Linked DNA regions of Mus musculus: regions 1, 3, 4 and 5 are each linked to region 2. A link is a loop called in an ENCODE intact Hi-C map of the cell type or tissue named here. Cell type or tissue: heart. All regions are shown on one strand. Each heading gives the region's core, and the rest is flanking DNA. Links, peaks and the distances in the headings are about the cores only.

What was found. Peaks named below come from ENCODE experiments on the same cell type or tissue, not always from the same donor. Only the 100,000 strongest peaks of a DNase experiment are listed, where the experiment ranks them.
Region 1: it touches region 2 in a loop (3-fold over the local background); 16 of 42 quality-filtered maps call a loop at or near these places.
Region 3: a loop joins it to region 2, with 2.2 times the contacts of the local background. A loop is called at or near these places in 3 of 42 quality-filtered maps.
Region 4: it touches region 2 in a loop (4-fold over the local background); 2 of 42 quality-filtered maps call a loop at or near these places.
Region 5: it touches region 2 in a loop (3-fold over the local background); 7 of 42 quality-filtered maps call a loop at or near these places.

What each region holds. Positions count from the first base shown.
Region 1 is chr3:126,573,304-126,579,631 of GRCm38, forward strand. No RefSeq gene overlaps it. Among named protein-coding and RNA genes, the nearest start is that of Camk2d, 20 kb to the right of the region's middle. In heart, for the core only: a CTCF peak has its summit at 2,802 (motif pointing right); no DNase peak of the experiment used is centred there.
Region 2 is chr3:126,768,875-126,775,202 of GRCm38, forward strand. It overlaps Camk2d (calcium/calmodulin-dependent protein kinase II, delta), which reads left to right. Exons shown (of 21, transcript NM_001346635.1): 6 at 1,911-1,983. Among named protein-coding and RNA genes, the nearest start is that of Gm15551, 100 kb to the left of the region's middle. In heart, for the core only: no CTCF peak of the experiment used is centred there; a DNase peak (open chromatin) is centred at 2,897.
Region 3 is chr3:126,900,426-126,906,753 of GRCm38, forward strand. No RefSeq gene overlaps it. Among named protein-coding and RNA genes, the nearest start is that of Gm25501, 100 kb to the right of the region's middle. In heart, for the core only: a CTCF peak has its summit at 3,307 (motif pointing left); no DNase peak of the experiment used is centred there.
Region 4 is chr3:126,043,706-126,050,033 of GRCm38, forward strand. No RefSeq gene overlaps it. Among named protein-coding and RNA genes, the nearest start is that of Gm40146, 60 kb to the right of the region's middle. In heart, for the core only: a CTCF peak has its summit at 2,839 (motif pointing right); no DNase peak of the experiment used is centred there.
Region 5 is chr3:126,692,244-126,698,571 of GRCm38, forward strand. All of the region lies in intron 3 of Camk2d (calcium/calmodulin-dependent protein kinase II, delta), which reads left to right. Among named protein-coding and RNA genes, the nearest start is that of Gm15551, 26 kb to the left of the region's middle. In heart, for the core only: no CTCF peak of the experiment used is centred there; DNase peaks (open chromatin) are centred at 1,308 and 3,428; H3K4me3 peaks cover 471 bases; H3K27ac peaks cover 1,609 bases.

The sequences.
Region 1 (6,328 bases), core at 858-5,857, 200 kb before region 2:
AAGAATTTCCAAAAAGTTTCTGTTATATTACAAGTTGCATAGTTGTCCTTGTAACGCCCTGGAATGTAGTAAGCATCCTCCAGAGGTCACATCTGTAATAATAACTATTATTTAGCACACTCTCACCCCTGCCTTTACGTTACCAAGTACTTGCCCATCCATCTAAGATAAGGATACTGAGTTTGTTGTTAGTGTCTCCTTCTTTTCTTTTGCCACAATTTCTCTTCCAAACAAGCCCTTCCAGACTCCTACTGACTTCCTGTCAGCACAAGTACTTTAAAGTTATCCATTTTTTACCCCCAAGTGTCACTTCAACTGCATTATCTTCCACTGTGACTGTCTGAGAAACTCATCAAATGGTAATTAGGACCAACCTACCCTGATCTCTCTTTGCAAAATTCACCAGAGGCCTTGCTTGCCTCAAGGGTTGTGAGGACTCCTAGGATATTAAAAGGAATCAGACATTTTGCCAACCCTCCAGTGATGGACTCTGCTGGGCATTCTTCAAGGCTGAGTTCTTGTCAAAGTCAGTGAAACATTACTACTACTTACAAAAAGTATTTCTATCCAAAGGTAAGTGATGTTTTCTATATCCTTGTATGCATTGTTTCACAGTTAATGGTGAACTCTTTATTGCACAAAACAATGCTGAGTAGCAATTCCAGTTAATTCTTAAAATTGATGCTTATCTTTAGTAAAACCGAGAATCACAAATCACAAACCCAAGATGGATATTAGTCTTCCTGTCTTGAAACTGTATCCAAAAGTTTAGAAAAAAATTACATTTATTTTTTATTTGTTGTATATCATATAGGCGTGAAGAACAGCTGTTACCACCTTATGCATGTTACTCAGAGGAGGTAAATAAAAACCCTTAAGCTACCATTTTTAACAGTGCTTTTTTAATTAATTAATTTGCTTGTTTTACTTTACATCTAACAGTATTTGATTTAGATCACAGGGAAGTTAACCTTAGTGATTAGATTGGCTGGGTTTGGAATTTACCAAGAAACAAGTCTCCAGGAAGACTGGTATAGAACTTTCTGAATTAAGTTAATTAAAGTGGGAAAACCCACACTTAATCTGGGCAGTACCATATATATGTATATGTATATGTATGTGTATGTGTATGTGTATATATGTACATATATGTGTATATATATATAAATATATATATATATATATATATATATATATATATATATATATAAGAGAGAGAGAGATGCAGAAGTCCGTCCCACGGAAAAGCTTTTGCTCTTTGCTGCTTGCTCTCAGGTCTAAGTGGTGAGTCTATCTATTGTTGATGTTGTCCTAGCTGCTGCTATTCTTCACTGACATCAGGACTCACATTGTTTAGCCTTGCAACATGGACCGAGCCTCAGTGGCTCTCTAGGTCCTCCAAGCCCTGGGGTGAATAGTAACTGCTGAGGCAGTTATAGCCTGGGCCCCTTCCTGACCCCTCCTGTATGAAAACTGCCACTGTTTAGTTACCTAGTAAGCCAAGCTAATAAATCTCCTTTTAATACATCTTAATTCTATCGGCTCAGTTCTGTTCCTCTAGAGAACCCTGATTAACATTATCATAATACGACCTGCTAGTAGTTATAAAAACAAGTAAATTTTGTTATTGTTATTGCTGTTTATTTTTTCAAAAAAGAGTTTCTCTGTGAGGCCTTGCCTATCCTGGGACTTGCTCTGCAGACCAGGCGAGCCTCAATCTCACAGAGATCCTGCCTGCCTTTGACTCCTGAGTTCTGAGATCAAAAACATGTGCCACCACTGCCCAGCTAAAAAAAATTAAATTTAAGTTATATATTCTGACTAATATACTCCATGAAACAATAAAGTACTTATTGATCGTACAAAACTAATCGTGGTGGCTTTAGTTTTAAGTAATAAAGGAAAATAAGATTTATCTAATGTATTACAAAGATTATACTCTTACTGGAATTACATGATTATTCTGAGTCCACATGTATGTTTTGTATTATTAAATGACAAATTTTAAGTTGCACACCACTTTATAAGGCAGATATCCTTCAGATTTTAAGTTAAACAACATTTGCAATTTTAAAAAAATGAGAGACCAATCACCCTCTTTAGTTTTGATAACAGGCAAAAGCAGATTATTTTTAAATGACTATCTATAGATAATTGCAGTACTTCTATGTAATTGATTTAAGAGCATTATAATATTTGCAATAAAAACAGTATTAAAATAATAATAATGGGTGGCTCTATTCTGTGTTTTCTTGACACTCTGAAAAGAAAGTTAGCTTGTGTATTCAATTATGTTTAAAACAAAACATTCTTCCTTCACTGCTATTGAAAACACATATAGTACTATTGAAAGCAAAGTAACCTGTTATTCTTAATTCATGCTATTTAAGGAAACCCCATAGGCCTTTTTTATTCATCTAGAGTAAGTAAGTATTCACTTATATCTTAAGTAAGTCACCAACTAATGACTTTCATGTGTCTGTTTTGATTTTCTTGACTACATCTTCCAGCTTAAGTTACATCTAGAAATGTGAGGAAGAGGACTGCTGCTTTTTCTTTAACTGTACCCATAGACTGTACCCTCTTTGTATGTGAGGACAGAGTAACCAGTGGAAAAAAATAAACAAAAAACCTTAACATGTCTACTTCATATGTGCACAGTAGACATCCAGAGAGTGAGTATCTCAGAAAAATGGTTTTTATTTTCAGTTTATATACTTGTGTTTTTTAAGCATTTTCTCTTTATTTTTATATTTTATGTGTATATGTATGCCACAAATGTGGGTGCCCTCAGAGGCCAGAAGAGGGCACTAGATACTCAGAGCTGGACCTATAGGTAGTTGTAAACTTCCCAACATGGTACCAGGAAGCCGGCTCCTGCCCTCTGGCAGAGTGTAAGTGCTCTTAACCACTGAGCCAGGCATCTTTTCAGCCCCCAAAACAGCACATTTTTACAGACATAAGAAGGCAAAGGAAAACAACTTAGAGACTGTGGACAGCAACCTCGGCATAAGCAAGGGAATGGCAGGTGAAGCCACTTCATGTAGGTCCTTTTGGTATCTTCTCCAGATGTATCGATCTAAGGCTTTACTAAGCTTTACTAATTTATGTCCTTTGGGGCAAATAAATGAAGAACAGAGAGCACCCCCACATCTATGCCTCTAAGCAAAACTCTTTCTTTAGGGCTATATATTTTGGTCACCTACAGTAATAGTATAGGGTTCAACTTGTAAAAAGAAAAAGGAAGGGCTATCAGATAAAATACATAATTTCCAGTAAGACGCTAATTTCAGACAATGGAGATATATATATATATATGGTATGTATGTGGTATATATATGTGTGTGTATATACATATATCTGTGTGTGTATGTGTTCATATATATGTTTTATATATATATATATATTTATACACACACATATGTGTGTATGTGTTTCTGTGTATGTGTGTGTTCAGTGCAATTTATCACAGGTACATTCTTGCACTAAATAATATTTATTATTAATATGAAACTCAATTTAAGCGAGGAGCTCTGAATTTTTATTTGATTAATTTGAAAATTTCATAAAGAATTTGTAAGAATTTTGAAGAGAAATCTAAGACTATTTTTTTTTAACCAATCATACCACTAGTAACTGAAAAAGAGATGGATCTCAGAATCCCTTGAAAATGCGTGGCTCACCTATAAAGGATTTTCTACACATAGCAAAAAAGAAGCCTAGCACTTCCTCTAGATCTAGATCATTTCCACGTTTTTGGCATATTTCCCATTCTGGCATAAACATCACAAGTAATTTAGTGTTAGAAATTTTTCATGTTTGAGAACAATCTGAAATAGGAAAATGATGAAGAGCTATTCTGAATTATACTCTTTCCTTCAAAATCTATACAAATTGCAATCAAAACCAAACAAACTCATATACCCATACCTTCTGAACCAGAGGTAAGACACACAAAACAGCACATCCAAGCAAACTTGAACTTGTTAAAGGTTGAACCGTATTCACTTGAGGGTAACGGCATGAGTTAGACTCAAAACATTCAAACCCATGGCAAATTTGATGGGGACTCTGGCCATATGCTTTCTTTTAGAAACTCAGAGAGGTGCTCTTGCTAGGTCAGCTCAGCTTTGAGGGTTCAGAGCTCGGCTAGCAGAAACCGTGTCCCTCAGCTGGACAGTCTTGCATAGTGACTAAGCCACCTGTATAACCTTGTCATTTGCTGCCATGCAAAATAGAAAGTCAAGCATGAAAAGAAGTGCAAGCTGGCAAATTCTTAGATCTTTGATGATCTAATGATCTAGTTCTGAATTACAAGCCTCTCTGGGACAAAAGTTATTACTCTTTTTCTTTATTTCTTCTTTCTTTTTTCTTTTTTTTTCTTTTGTTGTTGTTGTTGTTGTTATTGTTGTTGTTGTTTCAGAGCTGATAACTAAACCCAGGGCCTAGCGCTTGCCTAGTTATGTAAACAGTGGTTTAAAAGTAATATCTTAGGAGTCACTGGCAAAGCCTGATAAGATTCCAGTTATAGCCTATATATTGAATTGACATTTGCATACACAAAGTATCTTTCTTCTGCTTCTACGTTGCTCTCCTTGGAATTGGCTTCATGTTCTAATTCTCTTAGGGTTCCAGCAACGGACAAATCTTTCCTGAATTTACCGAACTGAACACAGGAGGGGATTTCCTCCTACTGCACATAGAATAAATCTAACTTTCATTCACTTCTGTGTATAATGGCTTTCTCAAGATGGACAATAAGCTGTGTTGTTTAGTAGAAAATGTTCCCTCCTTCTTTGGAGCACATTATAAACACAGAATTAGAGAAGTGGTATAAAAGAATGGATGATAAGCTTCCAAAACAACCCAGACTGAAAAAAATAAAATAAAATAAAACAAAACAAAATAAAATAAAAAATAAATGCAAAGCTGGAGGCTGAGACTGAGGCTGAGGCTGAGGCTGAGGCTGAGGGCTGGACCAGCAGAGAAACAGACTGACTTAAGATTAAAAGGCCCTGCCTTGGCAACGATGTGGGGGTTTGTGTTTTTAATTTCTGAAGTTTGTTTTGTTTTGTTATGTTTTATTTTACTTCTCTGAGTGTGGGAAAAGCTATCATTTTTCTTATCTGTAGCATCTAGGGTGTTTGAAGAGCCATCCTTGGGTCTGTATTTACTTTTCTTCCAGCTGGAGGAACAGCAAGCCATCTCTTATTTTCTTTATCGCTGTGGACAAGAAGCACACCCACCGGAGTACATAGTTCATTTGAGTGTCTTTGTAGTCACATGTTTGCAGGCATACATTGCACATGACAACATCCAGAGACGGCACTCTTGGCAGTGTGTTAAGATGGTTTTCTTCCTTACAGTTATAATCGCAATTTACAACAAAATAAACACTTGGCTGGCCCAGAAATGTCCATTTCTTGAATCTGAACTAATAGATTCAGACTAGCTCAAAACATCAATATCCATATTCCTGTGTTAACACTTAGTTTCATTGTCTAGCAACAAAAACCCCTAGGGAGTGAATTTCCTAGTTCTCCTTAGCTAAGTTCCAGGAGCTGGCTTCTTAATGTCCAGAAATGTTAGGCAATCAGCTAAAGATGTAAGATGCAGCTCTGACCATAGGCAAGTCATGTGAGCAAAGGCAGAGAGGAAGGTGATGCAGAAAAAGTTCTCATCATAACTTTCTATCCTGGTCCTTCATGAAAGCATGGAATTCAGACTTGCAAAGAGAAACCAATCCTAATGGCCAAAGCCAGGTCCTCTGTGCAAAAGCAGATTTAAACTTACGTAATGTGCTGTGTCCCAGTGGATCTGTGTCTGAGCTTTAAGGTAGGCAACTCATCTTGGCACCTGGAGTAAAACAGATTTTGGGGAGACTGTCTCTGTTTAAATATGTGTTAGCTGAATGAAAATGAAGACATGATTGCTCCAAGGTGTGGTTGAAGAGGTTTCTATGATAGATATGAGGGAAAGAACAGCCAGAGGCATCTGGAAGAGACTGAATTTAGCCAACAGAGTAGTAGACCAAGTCATGGAGGTGGTGGGTGGGTTAGGCAAGAAAGCAAAAGAAGAGAGAGAGCCTGGAGAGGGGATCAAGAGCCAAGAGTGAGCCAAGAGGGCAAAGAAGAACCAAGAAGTCAAGAAATCGCATGACCAAAAGGGCCAAGTTAGGTAGGAACTAGAAACTGGGGTAAGGAAAGAGCTAGAGAAGTTTATGGTAGGGTGCAGTTTAAGGTAAGAGAATTGCTGAGAAGAGCCAGGACTGTGTAACAGATACTTGCTGAAAGAGCCTGGCAGCCAGCTCTGATTTGATATGTTAACA
Region 2 (6,328 bases), core at 607-5,606:
TTTTAATGATGATATCAATGAAGATGGTAAGTTTGGGGCTGGAGAGACAGTTGAACAGTTAAGAGCACTTATTGTTCTTGTGTAAGTCCCAGGTTTATTTCCCACGACCCACAGAGTGGCTCATAGCTCATAGTGGCTCACCTGTGACTCCAGTTGCCGGGAATTGGATGCCTTCTTCTGACTTCTCTGAGCACCAAGTACTCACGTGTGCATACCTACATGCCAAAAACACTCACCCACATAAAATAAAGTAAATACATCTAAAAAGGAAAAAGACATGTAGAGGAAATTTAACTATTTTACCTTTTCAAGTTATGATAAACATATTGTTTGAACACTTGTGGTTGAAATGAACCAGAGATGATTTTAAATGGTGGCCAGAAGTTTAAATAACAAGACAAAGCCCACAAGTTTTCCTAATTCTAGAAAAATTTTAGGATAAACATCCCACATGAAATCAATAATAATTCTGTTGCCAGATACGACCATGAAGAAGCTGTCTCCTCGCAACCTTTTAAAACTTCATTGGCTTTAGCCCTCAAGAACTTAGGACTAAAATCCATCCTCACTAATAAAGAGGATAATAGTTAATTTAATATTAATTTTTAAAAATTTTTGCCATAGACCAAGTATGTTATTTTTAGTGTTAGACAAAACAGAAATATTACAAAACAGTGTGGCATTCACATTGAGATAAGAGAACCACACAGTTAAAAATAATGAGGAGTGACTAAATAAACTATGCAGTCGATGCATTTCAGTGAGGCAGCTTTAGGTGGCCATATCAACCAATTTGGAGCCAAAAAATCACAGTTGTCATGGGCATTTTTGATATTTGTATTGTTAAGAATGGGACAGTGATTGCTTTTATGCAGTTCAGTAATTTGCTGTAGAATGTCATCCAAGTGGCTGATAATGTTATCAGGTTTCCACTTTTCCTTGATTCAGAGGACACCCTTTAGTTTGTACTTGGGTTTGAACTGCACAGTCAATGTGTACAAAGACGTGTCAGTGTGGTGTGTTCTGCGTTATTGTGTGTCAGGTGACAGCTTATTGGGGACTTGGGGCTGCCAGGCAAAAGATTTACTCTAATCTGATTAGCAGCTGACGAAATTAGTAAGCGTCTAGTAAGAGTAGCATCCTTGGTGCCTTTTAACATGGCAATAAGTAAAGGGTCCTTCTCTAGAGTGGGTGGGTGGAAATAGAGTTCACAGTTACCAGTTCCCCAGAGGATCTTAAACTTCTTTGTAAGCTCCTCTGCCCCTCCCCAGAGTCTTCTTACAGTAAGCAGTTTATTTTATGTCATGGGTCAACTTTGTTCCCCCGTCTCCTCTTGGAGCTTGCATTCATTTTCTTATCCCTGTGTCGTACAGGAAGCACCCCTTCTAAATCACTGGTACGTGTGTCCTTCCTCTTTTTTTGAAATCCCTGTTTCACTTACCACTTCGTCTGTGTCTACCCTCTCGTTTCAACCCGTTTGCTTGTGACCTCAGATCTCAAACAGTTTGGATTGTGTATGACAAGCACATGGAAATTGGGCATCTCTAGATAATCTTTCCAGACCATTTTGGGAACTAAAGCATCCAATTTCCTTTCAGAATATGAACCTCAATTTCTCTCACCTCTGCTTTTATCTGTAGACCAACAAGAGGAAGCACAGCTTAAATTGTTTTGTCTGACTATGTCACAAATTCTATGTTGGATGTCATTTTAGTAAAAATCAGATTTAGCTTTATTCAACGTTATTTAAATGCTGGTGTAAAGCTAAGAAAAGTGTGAATAAATATAATTTTGTTTGTTTGTTTTGTTTTGTTTTGTTGGAACCTTCATTTTATTTATTTTTTTTAATCCAATGTGATTATGTGCCTTTAAAATGTTCTCCCTCCCATTCTGCCCTTGTATCTTTGCAGTCATTGTATACAACAGATTCTAGAGAGTGTAAATCATTGTCACCTAAATGGCATAGTTCACAGGGACCTGAAGGTCAGTATATGGAGTCCATAAATCTGAATCAAAGAAGTTTCTTTGGTTTTATTCTTCTGGGGAAAGGGCAGAGGTCGGGGGGCTGCATTTCAAATGGTGTTCAAAATGCCTTTCCCAACTCTATCTTGAAATGAATAATGAATGACAATGCATGCTGCCTTTTCAGTTTGCTCATCTACAGGCTACATATACATCATAGCAGGAAGGGAAGAACAACATCAATACGGCACGCCGTTTCCAAGCAGTAAATTACCAGAGGCGATTAGAGGGCAGGCTTTCCTGAATTGTCCAGCATTGGCCTGGAATGAACTTGGTCTGTGATGTATGTCCGCCTGTAGATTTAAACACCACTTCTGTTCTGAGGCCATGGGTTGCTGAAGCAGGACGACTGGCTACACATTGCTCACCTGAGCCTGACAAACCCCAGGCAAAGGGTAATGATTGCCAGCTAGACTGCATGCAGCTCAAGAAGTCCATGATTGTCAAAAATTCATGACGCGTCCTCACTTAAATCCAATGGTGCCTTGTGTGCTATTGGGACTTTTAGAACCATACTTGAAAAATGGGAAAGAATTGGCAAAGATTTTATGTGGATAAAGTGATAGCATACCACAACTACAGAGATAACATTTGTGTTCCTGTTCGTTTTCTGGAAGAATTTATAACCAGGAAATGAGCTCTAGAACAAAATGATATTGTCCACATAGATTCTCATCATGGCTCTTGGCTGGTCATATCCTCACTGTTCCGAGGTAGTAGTCATTCTCCTTGAGCAATGTGTTTCTATTACTGAAGGAGGTCAACCACAACACAAGTTGTCTGCTAGCTTTGCTCTCTAACCCGGTCTCTCTGAGGGTATACAGACAGTGAGTGTAAGCTTGGGAACTAACACACGCCCCCTGGTGTTTGCATGCAGTCATTGCATTCAGCAGATCCTGGAGGCTGTGCTACACTGCCATCAGATGGGCGTAGTCCATCGGGACCTAAAGGTGAGTAAAGCTGTTGGAGAAGATGAAGAAAGAGCCACACAGTTTCTAATGACTGTTCAGCTGCAGTTATGCCCGGAAAGGCAAACACTCAAGCAATATGTGGACTCGTTCCATACATGAATCCAAGTGCTTCCTCTACCACAGCCTCCATTCAGCTCCTAACATATCCTTGAAACTGATAAATTCCTGTCTTTCAGAAAGGAATAGTTTGCTAACGTTAACAATAAGTAACGTGCTTTATTTCCATACCCCAGGGAATGGGCATGGAATTTAACTTGACTTTAAGATTTATGATTTTCAGTACACTTTGATCATACATGATATTTTACATTTATACTATATATCTAACATTATATAAATAATCTTAAAAAGTATTAACACAGCTTAGGTTCAGTGATTAAGTGCCATTTTGAGCCCTGAACTCTTTTCCCTCCTATTAATTCTTAGAATTCTAGGACTGTAGGCTTATTGATTCTTTTATTTGAATTTCTACAAATAAAAATACTGAGGTCTCTTAAAAATAAGGAAGGAAAGAGATTGTATCAGAGCAAGCATATCAATCACAGGTCTATATTTTTTCAGAGGGACCCCACTAGCTTGTAAGAGTTTATGTGATTCCCATTACCACTGAGAACAAGAAAACTTTAGGTCATTTGGAATGAGACGGGCTAGGGAAGTCTTCCACTAATTTTCTATTCCAGTCTGCTCATAACTTTAGGCTTACCTTTGATATTTTTGAGAAACAGTGAAATTTACAATGGTAAATGAAATAAAACCATCAGGTGCGGTGAGAGAAGCTGATGTACTACACAGTATATTGTAGTTTCGGTCCTTTGTTTGCAACCCCAGCGTGCCCATCAGTACAGAGACAATGTAGTGTTCAGTAGAAGGACTTGGACCCCACGCCATCTCTCTCTCTCTCTCTCTCTCTCTCTCTCTCTCTCTCTCACACACACACACACACACACACACACACACACTCACTTCTGGGACTGTAGTAAGTGGCGAATCTGTACTTATTACTTATTATTCAATGAAAATATGCATCAAAATTATTATGTGAAGTTATGATTTTTACCAGAACTTTGACCTTCCCCCCCCCCAGAATCTTATTTAATTTCAGTTGATTTTGAGGATTTGAGTTGTATCAAGCAAAGCTCTGGCTGAGGGTGTTCGCTTTGGGTGAGTCAGCATAGGATATCACACTTTCTAACGCTTACCACATATACCTATTAGGATAGAGAAAAACTATGTGTGCCTTTGAAAAGTTCTATCCTGGCCAACCAGGTCAAAAACTCATTAGTGGCCATGCGAGCGAGCAGTCAGAGGCCCTTTGTGTTACCCACTGGACCTCTTACCCATCCGGTGGGCTGGCGTGGATATGCTTACTATTCATGCTGTTTTATCAGATTCTCTTAACACCCACATGGAACATTTTACTGCATTGATGTGACCATATGTGTATTCTGAAGCCAGACATAAAAAGTGAGAAACTTCTTCCCTTAATTTTATGGCGAACGTTATGGGTTCGGAACACGGGTTTGCTGTTACGTGTATAAACTTAGCTAAGCCCTTCAAAAACTGGACGTTGAAAGTCAAAAATGACAGTGGCCTGGACCATTGCCTGTAAAGGAAGCAGTTTTCTGACATAAGATACTATTACTATTCTTAGTAATAAAAAAATCCAAGCAAAGTTCACTACCAAAGGAAATGGTGTGCCACGTACCCTGGTTTCTCCTCCTATCTCTCTGATCTTCAGAAAGGATGGAGATGGACTTCTGAGAGCACTTACTGTAATCTCTGTAACTGCCGACCTAGTTTTACCAAATTGATGACTTGGACAGACTCTACAGAGTCTGCTTCTCTGCTTGTCAGTAGACCACTTCCTAATCGTACTAACAGACTTTACAGTAGAGTTTACAGCTTATACAATGAAGGCACTGTATGTGTGTATATATGTGTTAGACCCCTGACTTCTGACTTCATTGTGTGCCTTTTTTTTTAACCAAATGAATACATTCTACACGATAGTGAACTGCTGGAAGTTCCACATTTATCAATGTACTCAAATATAAAGACCTTCATCACCAGGCTTCAAAGCAAGCTTCCCTCACAGTTCCTACACCCTCTCTTTGTATTTCTTTATTCTGACTCGTATGTTAGTTCACATAGAATTCAGATACCGAATGCATGCGGTTTAGTTCATTTAAATCATGTAGGGAAAAGCATAAGCAGGGGTATGTTGATTACCACTATCAAAGGTACTTATGGCTGCTGTACATTTTAAGGCACTCCTATACCAACAACTATGTGACTGATTCCACAGTGCTTAGCAGAGAATCTTAACCTAACCAAGGCTTGGAACATACTTCTTCAACTTAGATAAATTTCAAACAAAAGAATAAATGTATATAAAACACATTTATAATGTAAGATCAATCTTAATAGATTATCCATAAAAAAGGATAACTATATGTTAAAAGAGCAATGACACTTACCATTTCAAATAGTTGGTTAACTGCCAACCTCTAGAATCTATAAGATCCAAAATAATAATAAGCATGCAGAACCAACACTAAGGTACAGCAGGCAAACTGGTGGAAAGAACCAGGAGCCGGCTCCAGATTGAGGGAGGAGATAGTCACCACCCGGTTGTTCTCACTGGACATCTGTTTTATGTCCAACAGTATTTTATGTATCTAGTAGTGGGGCCATTGATTGATATCTAGATAAGATCAGAGTTTCTAACAGTAATGATTAGATTATAGTGTAGTTGGGAAAGTAGGAAGTGTCATGACACAACTGAAGCTATGAGCTGAAAAGTGAAGCCCTGGGTATCCCTCAATAGAGTGGCTTTCGTAATGGCCTCTTTTCTGAGTAGCAAGGAATAGAAGAATCATCATGGAGTTAAGTAAACAAATGCATGAAGGGTAAATGGGTGAAGAGATAGAAGGATTTTAGATAGGTTGGATTGACGGATAGATGGATTATTGATAGATAGATAGATAGATAGATAGATAGATAGATAGATGATAGATAAGAGACAGACAGACAGGTGGGCACTTTAATTTTAGAGATGTTTATGACTACCTTATATAAATTTATGATTGGAGTAGAAAGAAATTAGTTTTCAGAGTTCAGGAATAATGCAAAGCGTTCAGTAAGTCTTTGTCAGCTGTGTGTAGTAGACACATTACATTGTGAATTCTAAATTTTGAGTAGTTACAAACTGCTGTCCTTGTTTCCTCAGATCCATCTTTGGATTAGAGCTTAAAGGACAATCATTTCTGCTTAGCACTTTTCTAGCAATCTTAGAAGGAATGCATGTGAGAACCCAATACATTAGGGGACATTCT
Region 3 (6,328 bases), core at 455-5,454, 130 kb after region 2:
GAGGAAGCTTAAGGAGATGCTGTGAGAGGAGGAGGAAAGAGAGCCTCAGCACCTGATCACAGGAGGAGTAAGGAAAGAATAAACAGCATGAGAAAATACACAAATAAAGGAAAGCTAGGAGCCAATAAAATCCAGCTCATTAAGCTAACTGGAGAGGAGGTAGCTCATTAAGCTAACTGGAGAGAAAGAAAAAGGACAACCATCCAACCAACTATGCAAACAATCAACAAAATTAGAGAAACTGGCAATCCCTCAGACATAGTTTAAGTGAAAATGACCTCAGTTTGGTTCACCAATAGCGAGATAAAGACTGGCTTAAAAAACTAGACTCACGGGGGGGGGGGGGGGGGAACTAGACTCACTTATCTGTTGCCTCTAAGAAACTCACTCATTGGCAAACACACCCACACACTGAGAGTCAAAGGAAGGACACAATCTATGAAGTGAGTTGAAGCTGTTAAACAACAACAACAAAGCCAAACAATTGATGTAGTTATTCTGATAGGTGGCAAAACAGATGGCAAATTGAAAGTTGTTGAAGAAAGAAGGCCACTATGTGTTAATCAAAGGAACAGTTCATCACACAGATATAACAATTATATATGTGTATTGCTGAATTCTGGGGCACCCACTTCATAAAATAAAGATTAACGGACAGAAAAAGGTCTGATATGTCCTGGTAACAAAAAAAGTGTGTAGTGGTAAACAGTTAATCTGCCTTGAGCTCCCAGCGGGTCAAATGTGCTTCTAGCCACGCTCCAGAGCTCTGGGTTTGTGAATGACAGTCACATACATGCAGTGATATTTTTAATACGCTTTGTTGGCTCAGTGGCTGGGCACTTTCTGAAACTCCCAGTGACTAACACACACTCCACTCTGGAAATTCTTGGTTAACATTTTCTAAATCTATATTTTATCTTTGCTATCCCAGACCCAGTCAGGGGAGTAGTTCCTGTGGTCATTTACTTTGATTCTTACGTGTGGACAGGACCTTAAGTTTAATCTCTCTGCTTTCCCATCACGGTGATTCTCTTTGGTCTTCTACCCACTCAGTCCCTTGCCAGAGCAATCTAAAAGTCCCACCTCCATCTCCCTGTCCAGCTATACTGTAATTCTTTATTAACAATCAAAGCCAGCTGGGAGCAGGTGCCTTCAGAGTCTGGAAGCCCGAGTTTTGGAGCTGAATTGAGATGAAGCATTAGAACCAGTCCCCAACAAAAGTGTGTGACTTCAGGATCTACTCATTCTTAAACTCATCCTATAAATGAAAAGTTAATAAAGAGACTCTTGAGTTATACTACAGGTCAAGTGGATCTAGTCAGTGTATACAAAATATTCCATTCTACCAACAGATTCGGAATACACGTTCTTCTCGGCAGCCCATCTAACCTTTTCAAATTCGGCTCACATTCTAGGCCCAAAGCTAGCCTTAAGGAACACAAAGAGATTGAAAGAATTATTGCTATCTTATCTGATCATCGTAAGCTAAAACTAAAAATCCAAAACTATGTAAACTACACAAATGACTGAGATTAAATAAAAAGCATTCTTGGATAACTAGAGGGTCATTAAAGAAATACAGTTTTAGAATCAAATGAAAATTAGGACACAATTTACTGTAACCATAGGACACAACTAAAGCATCCCCAAGAAGAAAGTTTACATCTCTGATCGTAGAAACTAAACTATCAGACTTCAGGATCTACTCATTCCAAGGCAATCCAATCATACAACTTGAATTCTTAGAAAGACAAGAGCAACCCAAACTCATAGCGAGAAATAAAGATCAGGGCATAAGTTAATGAAATGATGATTAAAACACATATGAAGAGTCAGTCCATGAGCTGTCCTACCAACATTAAATCAGATAATAAATAAGCACAGGTCAGTAGTTACACTGTTGCTTCTTCAGTATGGAGAGAGGTATGCACCCAGAACAACTTGCCTGTGAACTGCAATGAGGTATGAGGAAGCAAGGCTAGGGGGTGGGGAGATAAGGGTGGGACACCCCAGGCATGCCTGTGTGTTGTAGTGTGTGTGTAAGAGAAAGAGAGGGAGGAGAGAGAGAGAAGGAGTACACAGTCCATATGTATGTGAAGAGGAGGAGGAGGGCAATTAGTGGGGATCAATATAATTGTCTGATGAATGCACATCAGTGTTCTTATGTCAAGAACATATTGCATACGTAACAGGGTATGTTACATATGCAACATTCTCAAATCTGTTGAGATGAGTTATTTTCTCTTTTTAGTAAAAAATGCACTGCTGAAGACCCAATATGTAGAGTGACTGTGCTTCCTTGACAAGTGCCCAAGAAAATAATTTTCTATAAAAGCAAAACTAGGGAATCAACAGACAGAAATAATTATTATCATTTGTTAGACATTAGGGTTGGCTTTTTATCACTGGAGAGATAGTTTCTAGAAGACTAGAGTTGTGGCAATGTGGCACTGCTATTCTGACCCTACCCATCTTACCTCTATAAGTGAGAAACTGCCTGCTTGCTGTGCAAATAACAACATAAGCAAAGTGCTTGAACCAGTAGCTGACTGACAGAAAGGTCTCAATAACTGCCTCCCTCCCCCTCTCCCTCCCCCTCTCCCTCTCCCTCCCCCTCCTCCTCCCTCTCTCCTCTCCCTCTCCTTCTCCCTCTCCTTCTTCCTCTCCAGGTGTGTGTGTGTGTGTGTGTGTGGTGCGTGTGGAGGTCAGAAATCATGTTTGAGGTGTTGGTTCCCTCCTTCTACCATGTGGGGTCTGAGAATGGACTCTGATTGTTAGACTTGTCAGCAAGGGGTCTTACTTAACCTTCTCTTCATTCCTAGTGATGCACTTTTTATTAAAAAGAGAATAAGCCAGGCGTGGTGGCGCACGCTTTTAATCCCAGCACTCGGGAGGCAGAGGCAGATTTCTGAGTTCGAGGCCAGCCTGGTCTACAAAGTGAGTTCCAGGACAGCCAGGGCTACACAGAGAAACCCTGTCTCGAAAAACCAAAAAAAAAAAAAAAAAAAAAAAAAAAAAGAGAGAGAGAGAGAGAGAATAGCCCATCTCTACAGATTTGAGTTAAAATGTTGTTGGTTTTCTGATTAAATTTTTAATAGTTAATGTGTAAGTGAATTGTGTGTGTGTGTGTGTGTGTGTGTGTGTGTGTGTACAGAGATGTTAGAGCTACTAGGTCAACAATCCACTCCACATTTTACAAAGAGAACTGTGAGCTAGAAAAGTGAGCCTGTGTGTGTGGTGGGCAATTTGGTCACAAAAGCAGTCATGGACCTTCTGCAGATGTCCAATCGCCTGCTGTCCTCTAGTGGTAGAGGCAGGGAAAAACCTCATCTATACCAATTTTAAAAAAAAAGATTTTCAGAGACAGAGCTCACGTGAGTCAATCTTATTGGTCTTTATAGATTGGACTCCAAAGTTAAAACTCCTCCCTATGCTTGTTATCTATGTGTGTTTTAGCTTAAGTTCTTTTCATACAACTCATATAGCACACGTTCCTATTTGGGGGAAATGTATTTACAAAGTTTTTCTGTTTTTGACTAATCTCTATATTGGTCTAAAACTAAAATATTAGTTATGGGTTTATAATACCTTATCAACTGTGCTTATCTACTTAGGCTTACTTATATATATAATAGAAGGAGCATATACTATCACAGCGTGTGATAGGGATGAACAGCAGGGAGAAAGAGGGAAGGGAGGGAATGAGAGAGGGAGGGAGAAAAGAAAGGAAAACAGGAAAGAAGGAAGGAAGGCAAGCGGGCAGGCAAGGAGAGAGGAATTAAATCTAACCAGAGGTTACGTATGACCTGGAATGCCTCCTTTTCCACAGAACCATGGGGAACAAATGACAACAGATTTACCAATCAATCACAGTGACAGTGTAAAATATATTTTAAAATATGCATACACCATCTACATTTTCCCTAGCACTTACTAATACACATTTTCTAGTTAAATCTACATGCTATTCTACATCCTATTAAAGATATAAAACTATCACAAGGGTTTTTACACTATTATTTTAAAGATACTATAGTATATTTCACATAGTGACATCAATGAATTTCTTAGATAGAGCTGCTGAGTCAAAGGGTTTTATGTGTATTTAAGTATAAAAGGCACTGTTTTTGTACTGTGTACCTACAGGAACTTGAGCACCCCATTTCCCCTACTAAGAGTGAAGAAATTTGGAATTGTTTCCAAATTAAGAGGGTGAAGATTATCTTACAGTGTTAATGTTGGTTTTCTTTAAAGGTTATTTGGACCTTTTTGGGCTAATATCCACTTATCAGTGAGTGCATACCATGTGTGTTCTTTTGCAATTGGGTTACCTCCCTCAGGATGATTTTTTTTTTTTTTTGCTTAAGAATTTCATGAATACATCGTTTTTAATAGCTGAGTAGTACTCTATTGTGTAAATGTACCACATTTTCTGTATCCATTCCTCTGTTGAGGGACATCTGGGTTCTTTCCAGCTTCTCGCTATTATAAATAAGGCTGCTATGAACATAGTGGAGCATGTGTCCTTATTACATGTTGGAGCATCTTCTGGGTATATGTCCAGGAGTGGTATAGCTGGGTCCTCGGGTAGTACTATGTCCAATTTTCTGAGGACCCACCAAACTGATTTCCAGAGTGGTTGTACCAGTTTGCAATTCCACCAGCAATGGAGAAGTGGTCCTCTTTCTCCACATCCTCATCATCATCTGTTGTCACCTGAGTTTTTGATTTTAACCATTCTGACCAGTGTGAGGTGGAATCTCAGGGTTATTTTGATTTGCATTTCTCTGGATGTTGGACATTTTTGTTGTTGTTGTTGTTGTTGAAGGTTAATTTACTTCTCTTTTTTTCCATTTTTTATTAGGTATTTAGCTCATTTACATTTCCAATGCTATACCAAAAGTCCCCCATACCCACCCACCCCCACTCCCCTACCCAACCACTCCCCCTTTTTGGCCCTGGCGTTCCCCTGTACTGGGGCATATAAAGTTTGCAAGTCCAATGGGCCTCTCTTTCCAGTGATGGCTGACTAGGCCATCTTTTGATACATATGCAGCTTGAGTCAAGAGCTCCGGGGTACTGGTTAGTTCATAATGTTGTTCCACCTATAGGGTTGCAGATCCCTTTCGCTCCTTGGGTACTTTCTCTAGCTCCTCCATTGGGAGCCCTGTGATCCATCCATTAGCTGACTGTGAGCATCCACTTCTGTGTTTGCTAGGCCCCGGCATAGTCTCACAAGAGACAACTACATCTGGGTCCTTTCAATAAAATCTTGCTAGTGTATGCAATGGTGTCAGCGTTTGGATGCTGATTATGGGGTGGATCCCTGGATATGGCAGTCTCTACATGGTCCATCCTTTCATCTCAGCTCCAAACTTTGTCTCTGTAACCCTTCCATGGGTGTTTTGTTCCCAATTCTAAGGAGGGGCATAGTGTCCACGCTTCAGTCTTCATTCTTCTTGAGTTTCATGTGTTTAGGAAATTGTATCTTATATCTTGGGAATCCTAGGTTTGGGGCTAATATCCACTTATCAGTGAGTACATATTGTGTGAGTTCCTTTGTGAATGTGTTACCTCACTCAGGATGATGCCCTCCAGGTCCATCCATTTGGCTAGGAATTTCATAAATTCATTCTTTTTAATAGTTGAGTAGTACTCCATTGTGTAGATGTACCACATTTTCTGTATCCATTCCTCTGTTGAGGGGCATCTGGGTTCTTTCCAGCTTCTGGCTATTATAAATAAGGCTGCTATGAACATAGTGGAGCATGTGTCCTTCTTACCCGTTGGGGCATCTTCTGGATATATGCCCAGGAGAGGTATTGCGGGATCCTCCGGTAGTACTATGTCCAATTTTCTGAGGAACCGCCAGACTGATTTCCAGAGTGGTTGTACAAGCCTGCAATCCCACCAACAATGGAGGAGTGTTCCTCTTTCTCCACATCCACACCAGCATCTGCTGTCACCTGAATTTTTGATCTTAGCCATTCTGACTGGTGTGAGGTGGAATCTCAGGGTTGTTTTGATTTGCATTTCCCTGATGATTAAGGATGTTGAACATTTTTTCAGGTGCTTCTATGCCATTCGGTATTCCTCAGGTGAGAATTCTTTGTTCAGTTCTGAGCCCCCTTTTTTAATGGGGTTATTTGATTTTCTGGAGTCCACCTTCTTGAGTTCTTTATATATGTTGGATATTAGTCCCCTATCTGATTTAGGATAGGTAAAGATCCTTTCCCAATCTGTTGGTGGTCTTTTTGTCTTATTGACGGTGTCTTTTGCCTTGCAGAAACTTTGGAGTTTCATTAGGTCCCATTTGTCAATTCTCGAT
Region 4 (6,328 bases), core at 384-5,383, 730 kb before region 2:
ATATTCATGTATGTGTGTGTGTGTGTGTGTGTGTGTGTGTTCACACTATGCATGTGTGTATGTCATGGAGCATGTGTAGGGCTCAAAGGAATATTTACAGAGGTATTATTTCATTCCACCGAGTGGGTCTCAGCAATCAGGTTTTCAGGCTTTGTGACAAGAGTGTTTACCTGTGGAACCCTCTTGACAGCTGGTCTCACTTTTTTGTCACAAACATTTTATTGCTCTGTTTTGTTTCCCCCTCCTACTCCTTTGAGACTATATCACAGCCACCCACCTGCTTCTGCCCTTGGGTTCTGGGATTACAGGTGCTTGTCACCATGCACAGTTAATATCTGCATACCATATTCTGTTTTATTTATTTCTACCTATTTTTTTCTAGTGGCAGTCTGCTTTTTTAAAGTTTAAATCTTTTTAAAGTTTCAGTCTTTTTTTTGTCCCTCCCTCCCTCCCTCAAATTTTCAGTCTTTTATGGTGTATGTATGTGCATGATAGTGTGTAGTGTGTGTGTGTGTGTGTGTGTGTGTGTGTGTGTGTGTGTGTGTGTGAGAGAGAGAGAGAGAGAGAGAGAGAGAGAGAGAGAGAGAGAGAGAGAAGAGTTACTTGTGGGAATCATTTAGATTCTGTTTGGAAAAGGAGAAAACATTTTTCAGAAACATCATTTGAGATAAAAATGTTCATGTTCTGTGGCTGGAGAGATGGCTGTGTTTAAGAAAGAGCACCTGCTACTTCAGAAGAGTTTGGTTTTCACATTCAAGTCAGGTGGGTCACAACTGCCTATAGCTCCAGCTCCAGGAGAATATGACACCCTCTTCTGGTTACCATGGACACCATCAGATATGTGAACACCGTTTACTGTTCCCAGGAGAGCACATCTACATACAAATAGTTGTAAAATGAGATCATCGTTTAAAAATTTTTAAGTTGCAGTGTCTTTAATACGTCACTAAGCAGCAACCATCTCCCTTTTTGCATCCCTCCTGTGACATAAGAAAGGCTGAGAAGAGAGAAAGGCTGGTCTCAGAGGGGACAATGGAGGAGAACTCAACCTTGGTAAAAGCCACTTTATAGTTCCAACTTTGTTCATAATAATTCTAGAAGAAAGTCCTAGGATTCTCTTAGGACACTGAATTTTGACAATAAAGTACCTTCTGTCTTAAACCCTTGGTTGTAATCAGATAAAGTGCTATTTGTAACACTAAACCATTCACTCATGAGATTCTCAGTTCGGAAGAAAACTGCAGTCTTAAAGCAGACTCTCATCTGATACATTTTAGGATATTTCAGCATGTAGTTCTTGTATGCTGTAATACATTAGTCTGGGAAAACAGTCTCTCCACAAATGGTTTTCTTCTTAGGACAGTCACTTAATGCCCTCTTCTGGTTATAGATCAAAGCAAAATCACTCTTATTGCAATGGTATTATCTGAAAACGTGAATGTACTATTTATTTTTTAATGATTTATTTCATAGTATGTTTCAACAATGTTTACTCTTTGCATATTTTAAAAGTTAATCTGCACTATTGATGCTAAAGGAATTCAAATGTTTAACCAAATTTTAATAAATATAGCTTAAAATATTTTTCAAGATTGGAGTCTATGTACTGGGAATTATTATTTTTGATAAAAATAAGCTAGCTCACAACTCTTTTCATACTTTTATAAAGAAAATCTTATATAGATATTCTAAACTATGGTGTTACTATAATTATTAATATCTAAGGTTCTGCCCACACATGTATATGGGAGTAGCTAAATCATCTGAATAGTCCATTAGTGGGTCAAATACATGATGGTATTTTAAATTTTTAACTTTATTTAATATGTATAGCCAGTTGTCCATACTTCAGTGGATGGCCCTAAACCTATGGTCACATAAGTAGCAATTAATGAACTAAATGGATTGTAAAAAGAGTGTATTAAGTTGGAAAAAGAACATGAAGAGGAAACAGGGAAGTTACAGGGGAATGATAGGGAGAGAATATGATCAAAAACACTGTTTACATATAGGAAACTCTCAAAGATTAAAAAAAAATAGAAACAACAATACTTCTAACTAATAAGAGATTTTAAAGCCTGTAGAATTAATAATTGATGTATATATGTAGGTAGCATCCGGATGCTACCTTGAACATACTGAACTGTATTGTTTGCAGTAAGATTATTATTTTTAGAGTAAACAATTTTAAGGTAAATTAATTTCAGATTGTCTTGGGCTAATAGTGGTGTACTCCTTTCAGAAAGGGAACCTGTGGAATAACTTCAAGACAACTCTGAGGATCCAGCCTCCCGAGTGGGCTGTCCAAAGTGGCTATTATCTAACGGATGCTAAGATCAGGGAAAGTGAAGCAATGTTCCTTTGGGAATTAAGTTCAGAAAAAAACAGACCTGCATTTTGTGCTTCCTCTCTTAGCCTTTCTGCCTCAGTCTGTTGCTCTGAGTAATGCCGTGTGCATACCAAACGCTTCATATGAGCAACCACCCGGGGAAAGCCAGATGCCATGGGGTTGATGCCTCTGGCTACAGGTCATTAAGGATCTGAAGCCCAGCCATAACACATCCACTGGCAAATGGAAGCTTACAGGTATTCAAAGAATCCAAGTGTAAACAATAGGATTTCTCCCATGTCCACCCACAAAAATCTATAGTATCTGTTCATAGATGAAATGCTCAGAATTACCAAATTGAAAAGAACTCAGGGGAGGCTCACACATAAGGAGAAATTTGGCAGCAGTCTAGAACTTGATTTGACCCCGAGAAAAACTGCAGCATAAAAACTAAACAAGGCATTTTTCGAACTAAGAAATTTACCAAAGTTTCTTGTCGACTTTGCCACTTGATGGAGCCATAATGCCAGATAACTTTAAAACCCACTTGATTTTCTCAGGAGCAGTCCTTGGGAGACATGTAGGCAAAAATACATTATCCTAGTCACTGTTTGTTCCATTGCCCACTGTCTTCCTCCTCTGAGCAATTGCTATAGCATGACGTGAGAAAATTTAAGATTGCCTTATGCTAATAGTACAGGATAGTTGCTTTATTTTTCTTTAGTTAGGGTGTGAGTGTTCAGGTGGGTGCTGATACAAATGAAATGTATGTTCGTGCCTGTAGGCAGAAGAAGTCTATCTTGGAGCTTTCAACAGTTGTTCTTATTATTTGAGACAGGATTTCTCGCTGGATCAGAAGCTAGCCTCTTGTGCTAGTCTGGCTGGCTAGCAAGGCCCAGCGAGTGACTTGTCTTGATGGATTACAGTATACACTGCCACACTGAGCTTGTCATGAGGATCCTGGGAATCTAAACTCAAATCTTCACCTTGCATGGTAAATCTATTCTAACAAATCAGAATTAGTAAAAACATTAAGGACAGAGATCATACCTTTAAGATGTGTATGCAAATATCATGAACAGAAGGGCCAGTTTTCTTAAAGAGTAAATCCTGGGCAGGATGTGTGGGTCAATCATAGGTTAGAGGAAGACTAAGCATTTCAAGGAAGAGTGAATGCATAAGGGAAAGAAGTGGTGGTTTTAGGCAACAGCCATAGCCTTATTCTTAGCAAGTCTGTTTAGTTTGTTTTGTAAATAAAGGGCATCAATCTATATAAAATCTTTGGCTCTCAACATTTCTAGAATCCAGAATTTCTCAGGATTTGTAAAGAAAAATCGCATCTGGTAGAATACAGCATCTTCCCAGAACATCTGAAGTAGTGCCAGATCAGTAAGTACCTTGAAGAATACATTCTACAATAATGGGACACTTTACATTTCCAGGTAGAGTATTAGGGACAAATGCAAGATAAGATGTGCCATGAAGTCAATGAGTGAAAAAAGGGAGTTTCAGGAATTAGGATGAGACAGAAGGAATGACAAGAAACTTCAGTAGCTTCAGGTGGTCTTGTTGTCCATGCACTATAGTTTTTGCTATTGTCTTAAAGTAGGGAAAGGAAAATGAGCTTCTATATTCTCATGTGATTAAATATTGGATAAGTGATGAAGAAGGGTGAAGTTGAGTGTTGTGGTTTCTTGAACCTGATAGTAGTTGACAATAGGAAACATACTGACCATCTTCACAAACCTGAGAGCATGACTTCTTCATTCCTGGTCTGTAACCTGTAACATTATATGTGAAGATTCTAGCCATCAAGGTCTGGTGACCAACACCTTCCCAGAAAATGGTCACTACCCCTTTCTATTGAACACCCAAACCAACAATGTGTAAGCTATAGTACATAGGCATTCTTTTAGATATATGTTGAGACACTGAGATGGAACTGAACTGAGTCTATGGGAAATGGATTGAGCCTACTTGTGTCTTCCACGTTCTATCATGTATAACATAGTAAGAGGCATGACTGTGGAAGGAGTGAGTGGGCCCCACTGGACTCTGAAGCTCTGATCCCTTCATGTTTGACTTCCCATCTTCTACGACTGTGTAAAACAAATTTCTCATGCTTAGAAATTATATAGTAGGTGGTATTTTGTACAGCAGTGGAACATGGTAGTCTACCAAGAGGTGACCAAGTGATTATCAGAACATGATATACGCTCCTACCTGTCTCCTTGTGCTATGTTGTCCAGAAGAAAAGAGACAGACAAACCTGATAATGTGATAACTTTACTTCTCACTCTCTGTTCACATATAGAAGCAACACGGAGAACTTGAGAAATGATTGTTTATAAGGGTTAACAAAGATTGTGATGTGTTTCTTAGTGACAATCTTTCCCTTTAGAGGGATGGGATCTCAGAGTGGCAGGGATGAGAAAAAGAAATTCAGTTGGGTCACTGAGAATGAATGACATTTGTGGAGCAATCTTACTTCCACACTTTGTTCTTAAAGGCATATTTATTTACTTACTGTGATTAAGCTTTAGATATTGACTTTCAAAGGATCTTAGGTCGTATAAATTCTAATGCAGTGGTGCGAACTATAGCATCATGAGAAAAATCCAAAATCTTGCAAGTAATATGTACCTATTCTTATAAAAAGTAAATCAATACCCTAGCCAAAATGGAAGGGATGGAGAGAATGTATTCAGTGTATCAATCGGCCAGTTGGTCTCAAGTGATAAATTTCATTTTTACTGCATTACCCAAGATGATTTTTCTTTGTGTATGTGGCCCAGAGAAGTCCAGAGTTTAGATATCCCATGTTCTAAAATACGGAATACTTTCTATAACACAAACTCCTGGCTTTCAAAGTTTCCACTGAGAAATCAGCTATTATTTATTCTGATACGCTTTCCTTTATATGTTGTGACTTAAGGTTTTGACTTTTGCTGCTTCAATTCTTTTTGTTCTATATTGTGTAGTGTTTTAACTATGATAGGCCATGGAGAACTTCTGGTTTTGTCTGCCATGGTCTTTTTTCCTTCTTCTGTCTCTGTGAGTATGTCTTTCTTCAGTTTGGAGAAGTTTTCCTTTTGATCTGGTTGAATATTTGATCTGTGACATTGGACTTGACCTAGAACGAATGTTTTACCTTGATCACAAATTTGTTTCAAGCTTACTTTTTTCTCTTAGTACAATTAGCCCATCACGTATGAAGGTTTTCTGAGCTTTATTTGCAACTTTATTCTATAGGGGGCTTGGGATTATTTGTGTTATTTTAAGCATTCTATGAAATCATTATCAAGAGTTGTGAAATCATCAATTCGTTTATACAGCATTATTACATAAGAGTACATTTTCATAATGATCTTCAGGAAATCTTAATAGGATGGGCTAGTGCCCCGGTATCATTATTAGGCTTTGTAATAGTGACAGGAAAGGCATATCACCAGCAAACTTCTGGGATGAAGTCTCTGGTGACTTTACATCTCAGAGCTCACCCATCTCAGGCCATGAAAAATGGTGGGCCATCTCTAGAAAACTCATTTGCATGCATTAGTCTTTCCTAGATGGCTCCTGACAATACATTATCCCAGGTATATCTTGGATTCTTTTATTTTCTTCAGTTATATTTAATACATTAAAAATTACCAATCATTTATATAAAACGTCCCTATATGACATCTATTTGTCTCCTCATTAATTGAGCAATCAACTTTACTCTGCCTCCTCTCAGATCAAACTACTTTTCCACTGCCTGCACATCAGAAATTGATTAATGTACCAAAATACAAGCTGCCTGTCACTTGCAAACCTTGTAACTGGGTGTAGAGCATGCCAATTATCACCATTTCCCATAAATAAAATCCAAAATCAATATAGAATTCAAAGTAATTCTACCATTTCAGCCTGGCTCCTACAGCTCCTTTAGAAATCTGAGTTTATAGAGCCACGGAATTATTGGTAACTCCAGAAATATACTGTTGGTTTCTTTGCATA
Region 5 (6,328 bases), core at 904-5,903, 76 kb before region 2:
TTCAACAGCACTCGAGACAGTCAGAGTCCTCAGAGACCAGTGAGGCCAACCCAGTGAATTGCTGCCCTTTCCCCTTACCACTCATGCCCTCCCATCTTCTGATCCTCCTCTGGTATTCTTCTCCACGCTCTGGAGAGCTTGGGTTTCGTTAGCTGGAACTGAGTGCCACAGCAGGGCAGTACCCACACTCGTCCTGAGCATATTGCTCACTCCCCGCCCCTCATATCACTGCCTTGCCCTGCAGGCCTGTGCGTAAACCCACCCTGATGGGGAAGAATGAAGGCTGTACCTCCTAGCTCATCATGAAGGGGTAGCTTGCCTCCTAGCCTAGCCGAGCATCCCTAACTAAATCCCTTGCTTCCATTCTTTTTCTGTGTTATATGTACCATGTTATTATATAGTTATTTCTCTGTTGCTTTCCTCCCAGTGGCATATAAACCCCAGGAGGAAGGAATTTGCCTCTGTACTGATCTCTGAAATAGCCCCTGGTGTAGAGTCACCACACAGGCCTGTTTATTTTTATAAGCTCAAATTTAGATACTCAGAAAGGTCACAAAAAGTCCTACTAATACAATTGAGAGAGCCACATAAACTTTGATTTGTGACATGCTTGTTTTGTGCAATCACAAGAAAGCCTTCTGGTTCTCTTCTGCCTATACGGAATGTCTCGGGGGCCTAAGGCGGAGCCACACCTAAGGGAAGATTGCAGCCCGTGAGCAATGCTTTGGACTCTCTCTGCTTTGGCTCATGAAGAGGAGCGAGGAGCGCGGAGCAGGGTTAGCATACCTCCTTGTACCCACCCTTCATAAGCGGTCCCTCAACCTTTACTGGTATTTTCCAAGGTGCTGGCTTTCTGGGCTGGGCCCATTTTGTGCTTCTTGCTGCTTCCCACAATCCATAGAGGGCTTGAGTCCTCCTGTCAGGAGAGTGAAAAGTCTCTTTTATCTGATGGACAGCTAAAGCTGCTAGCTGCTTCCTCATCCTCCAGGGGAGTGATTAAATGATATCTCAGAAAACATAACCATAAATTAAAGTTATAGTTTGTTTTTTTTTCCCCTCCCCAGACTGCCCTTGAACTTAGGTCTCCAGATTGTTAGGATTATAGACCATGCCGCTCTGCTCGGATGAACATTTCTTAAACACTTAGCACTTAATAGACTGTCGTGTTATTCAAAGCAAAAACCTGCTCTCCAGATGAAATCACAAAACCAGTCACTGACGAAAGAGAGTTGGCTGCCTCTCACTGTTGTTATGACTGGCTTGCCCTGCTGCATGTGATTCCTTTAAAGGACTTTGGGAGTCTGCTGGGAAGTGAGGGTTGTTCGGTTTTCCCAGGAAGCACACTTAACAATAGTCAAAAGCTTTGGTGGCTGGGCTTTCTTTCTAGTTTCACTTTCTTAATGATCATTGCTCAAAAGCAGGCATACCATTTCCTGGAGGAAGGCGAGAGCGATGGCATTCTAGCAGAATTATTGATAGACACTGAAAGCCAAATTTAATTTTTTATATGTCATAAAACATTATCCTTCAGGGGATGGAGAGATGGCTCAGCCGTGAAGAGCCCTTACTGTTCTTGCAGAGAACTGGGCACACAATGACCTGTAACTCCAGTTCCAGGAGATCTAACACCTTCTCCTGGCTCCTTGGGCACTTACATGCATGTGGAACATATAAACTTTTGAAACCATATACACATATTTATAAAAAGAAATAAATCTTTAGAAATATTATTTTTTATTAATTTCATGCAATTAAAAAAAAAAAGAGAGAGAGAAACCATTGCCAGGCTATGGCTCTACAAACATAGATGGTAGAGTGAGTTTGGTTAATCTGAGCTTCATTGTCTAGAAGACTTTCCTGCGTGGGTTACTGGGTTCTGGGCTATGGATTGAATTCTTGAGTCTCTCTTGACTCAGGAAAACAGCTTTGTATCTCCTGGCCACCTCATGTATTCTGAGAAGCTAAGCTGTTGACTCCATGGGTAATTTGAAATTCTCCCTATGCTGCAAGACGAGTCCAGTTTGTACATTAGTTCTGCTCCCGTTTCTACTAGGTCTATTGTGGCCTGAAAGGCTTTTCCTTAGTTGCTCAGGTTTATTTGTCTTCTAGTGGCTTTGCTCTCAGCTGTGCTCCCAGTTGCCCGGGCACTAGATTTTCTGTCCCAGGTTTACCGTAGATGTCTGTTTCCAGTCTCTTTATGTCTCAGTTACCACCTCCTGGTCACCTGTGGCTTTGGAATTTTGTGTGTAACCTTAGCTAAACCACTCCAGGCTTTCCTCTATTCTTGTTTTCGTTGTAGTTTGTAAGACAGGGTCTCACTTCTCACTCTGTGGCCCTAACTGGCCTGAAACTCGCTCTGTGGTTCAGGCTGATTTGGAACTTAAAGGGATCGGTTACGTCTCCATGTGTGGGGATTAAATGTTTATGCCACCATGCCCAGCATAATTCTTTTTTTGTATAAGTTGGCTATTTGTTTCAGAGGATTGTGGAATTTATATATATATACAATATCACTAAAATAATTTTGACTCTACCTTTTTCTCATATTTTAAGTTTCTGGCCTGTGCATCACTAAGGCCAACTTCGTCATCCTTTGAAAGACTCACTTCCATCTCGGCCTAGAAACCAAGAAGACGCATTTACTTATTTATGTATCTTCCTGTTTCTTTTGATTGTGTTGTTGATGTCTTGTTTTCTTTTTGGCTCTCTCCTTTCCCACCTTTCCCCAAATCCCTGGAGTTCCCCAGTTGTCCCTCTAATGGAACTGATTTAGAATAGCCCTCATTGAGTGATTGCCTCTTTATATAACAGAAACCCATTATGACAGCAGTGGACATGAGCCAGAGTGAAATACCCTGGCATAATAAAAGCTTTTGCTTGTAGAGTAGAGAAGAAAATATATCCATCTTCATCTGCAAATTTCTTATAAGGCAATTCCTATTATCCTTTGAACCTTTTTTTTTTTTAAATTATGAAGCTGACTTTAATCAGTTTAAAAACTCATTGCAGTTTACCAGGATGTTCAGTATAGTTGCAGAGAGAGGGAGTGAGAATAAAGAGATAGAGAAGGAGAGAGAGAGACAGGGAGAGAGACACAGAGAGAGAGACAGAGAGACAGAGAGGCAGACAGCTCTGAATATGTCCACTCTTACCAGGCATAAAGATTACCCTAATAAAAGAAATAAGCCAATCACATCAAGGCCCAGAACCAGATGATGGTCAGTGGAAGAGAGGCTGCTGGGGTCACTGCAGAGCATGAGAGTCTCTGACTCACACGCATTCGCTGGCTTAGGCATCGATCGCAACAGTGAGCTGCCAGAAAAGGAACAGTTCTTGCTTTGTGCTGCAGAGTTCCCTGGCCTAAGAGCCTGTCACCGCTCCAGTCCCTTTCCTACTGCTAGTGATTGATACTGCTGTCTCAGCTCAGGCTGGAAATGGACTGCTGAGGCTCTGGGCAATTCATTCTGTACGCTGGCAGGCTGGACTCCTGGGCATCCACGCATGGCTTCACAAACAGCTCTGTGGATGACCTGGATCCGTGACAGCTCCTCTGACCCTGTTCTTTTGTCCTCTGCCCTTATTGGACTTTAATGCCTTGTTTGCCGCGTATGCTCCAGGACACAGGAATCCCTTCCTGTTGAAATGTCACATATTTTACTACTAATTGGGACGATTATAAACTGAGGAACCACGGTATAACTGATCTTTCTGTAATGTTTTCTCTTTTTCTGGATGTTCATAGTTCTTTGATTGCTTCACTCCTCATCCTTGAGTTGTGCAGCATAGAGAGACCCCCCCCTCCATTTCTTCATGAGAAACCTGTCTAAAGTAATTTATAGTTTTGTTGAGGTGTTTTCATTTCCTTGTCCTTAATTTTAAAGTGTAGCATATCACTTTTATTTCATGGGTATATTGTAGCCCAAGTCTAGTATTTATTTTGCAAACCAAAAAATTTAACAATCACTGTGAAAGCCTCATGGTTTATCACAGGGCAGATGGTGTAATAATTTTAATAAGTGGCAATAACTTTATTGTATTTATTTTATAGCAGTATTCTAATTATTAGATATTTTGATAGTATTTTATTTTTATAAATATCTGTTTCATAATTACACAGAGTACCAAACTTCCAGTTCTTTATTCTGTTTGGAAGAAGAAAGCTTTAAGAAAAATAGGTAGATTTTTTTTAGATAGTAATAACCTGAAACGTATTGATTCTGAACATTTCATATAATTATCTTATATTTCATATAATTATCTTATTACTTTCCAGACTACTCTATGTCTCAGGAAACCAAATCTCCATTTTTTAAAACTCAGTTCACTGTCAGTAACTGATCCTGTGCCTATATAAATCGGGACTCTGTGAGTCTCAGAGATGTTAATTAAATTTGGTTGAGCTTGCTTAGTTTACAGAGGGTGGAACCAAGATTCAAATACGTTTGTTTGACTCCGAAGTTCACATTTTGATCTGACTTCCTCATCTGCACAAGGCCCCCAGGGCTCTGTGTAACAGCATTACTTTTCATTTGCATAAAATACTGAAGTTGGGTGCCAGCTGTGTCAGGAGCATCAGCCCTGTGAGGGAAGCTTGGACTGTTCACAGGAACCTGTAAAAGAAGTGCCCGCACTAGGTATGTGCGTCAGCTGTGAAATATTTTCTAGAGTCTTGACTATCTCCAAGGACCAGAAGAAGCAACAGTATCGCCCCTAAGTCAAAACTATGTCGGTAGCTGCTACCAGGTGATGATCATGGCTACAGTAGACAGACTGCTAGCTGAGTGTTGGACAGGACTCTCTGATTCCATAGGGTATCAAGGCCTTTCCTGTCTCGAATGTCTGTCTTCAGCTCAGGCCCCCATTGTTGTTGAGTGAAAGTACTCTGAGTGACTCCATCCCCTCCTGGGTAGTACCAAGTCCACTGGGGCCTTCTTGGTTCTAGTCTTCCTCAGTCCCTCTAGACTTGAAAAGTGAGTTACCTCTTGGGGCTTTTGTACAATACTTGGGTTTTCAAGCTTGCACCTCTGTCTCAACTTTCTTGTTTCTAGTCTCCTTCCTCTGTGTCCAAGGGCATCTTATGAACATTCTGGCTTTCCTTGCTCCACTCTTCTCTTTGACATTTACCTCTAGACGTATTCCTTGTTGCCTACTAGAATATTCATATGGAATTGTATCAATACCTTCTTCATTATACTATACTGAAAACTGTATGGATTTGAACCCCTACCCAAACCTGCTCCTGGGGTTGTGTTAGCCTGTGAGGCTTCTGCCTTGCCTTAGAGATGTACCTAGACTGAAGACTCCCCAGTGTTCTCCTGTTCACCTTTTCTTTTTCTTTTTTTTTCTTTTTCTTTCTTTTTTTTGTTTGTTTTTTGTTTGTTTGTTTGTTTGTTTTGAGACAGGGTTTCTCTATATAGCCCTGGCTGTCCTGGAACTCACTCTGTAGACCAGGCTGGCCTCGAACTCAGAAATCCTCCTGCCTCTGCTTCCCAAGTGCTGGGATTAAAGGTGTGCCCCACCACTGTCCAGCCTGTTCACCTCTTTTTCCTTGAGGATTTATATAATCAAATTCCTCTCCCTCTAACTTCCTCAATAGCTTATAAATTGGTCTCTTCTCCTTGGTACACACTCCATAGTCCTGCTCTGCTAAGCCTTTTTTTAGAACTCCCCTTGGCTACTGAGTGAAGAATCTTCTACTGCAAACTCAGCATCATTTCCCTTGGTAATACCTTTTCTTAGAGAGGCCCTTAGTTCCTCAAGCTAAATTCTAAAATCCTAACATTGGAAATGATAACATTCTAAAATGGTTCTATATATGTTCTCAAAACACATACATGCAAATTCAGATCATGCAATTTCATATTTTCTCAACCTTTCTCAGTGTTTTCCCTACCTTTACTTTTAGGGTAGTTATTACTCTCTTTTCTCTTTCCCTCTCAATCTAGGCATTTGACACCGGTTTTAGAGCCTTTGAGGCATGCTATACCCCTGGGATACCCTGGGATACCCAGCCTATGGCCCCCCTTTTCTTTCAGCCTCATCTCTGGGTGTCACCCCCAGCCTTTCTTGGCATTCCTAATTTGGTGGGTGGTTCAGAGATGTGAGGGAGCCTCCTTTTCTTGTTTGTCCAGAGGTCTTGCATAGGTTGGGGATGGCTAAGGAACCATGTTATCTTCTGTTCACACGTGGGATTGTCCTTGACCTGAAGGACTTTATTCAAGCTTTCTCTTTAGACACAGACTATCACACAAGCTGTTCTTAAAACTGTGGCACAAGCTATGTTATACCAATCATTTGAATCCCTACGCATAGCTTCAATATTCACTAA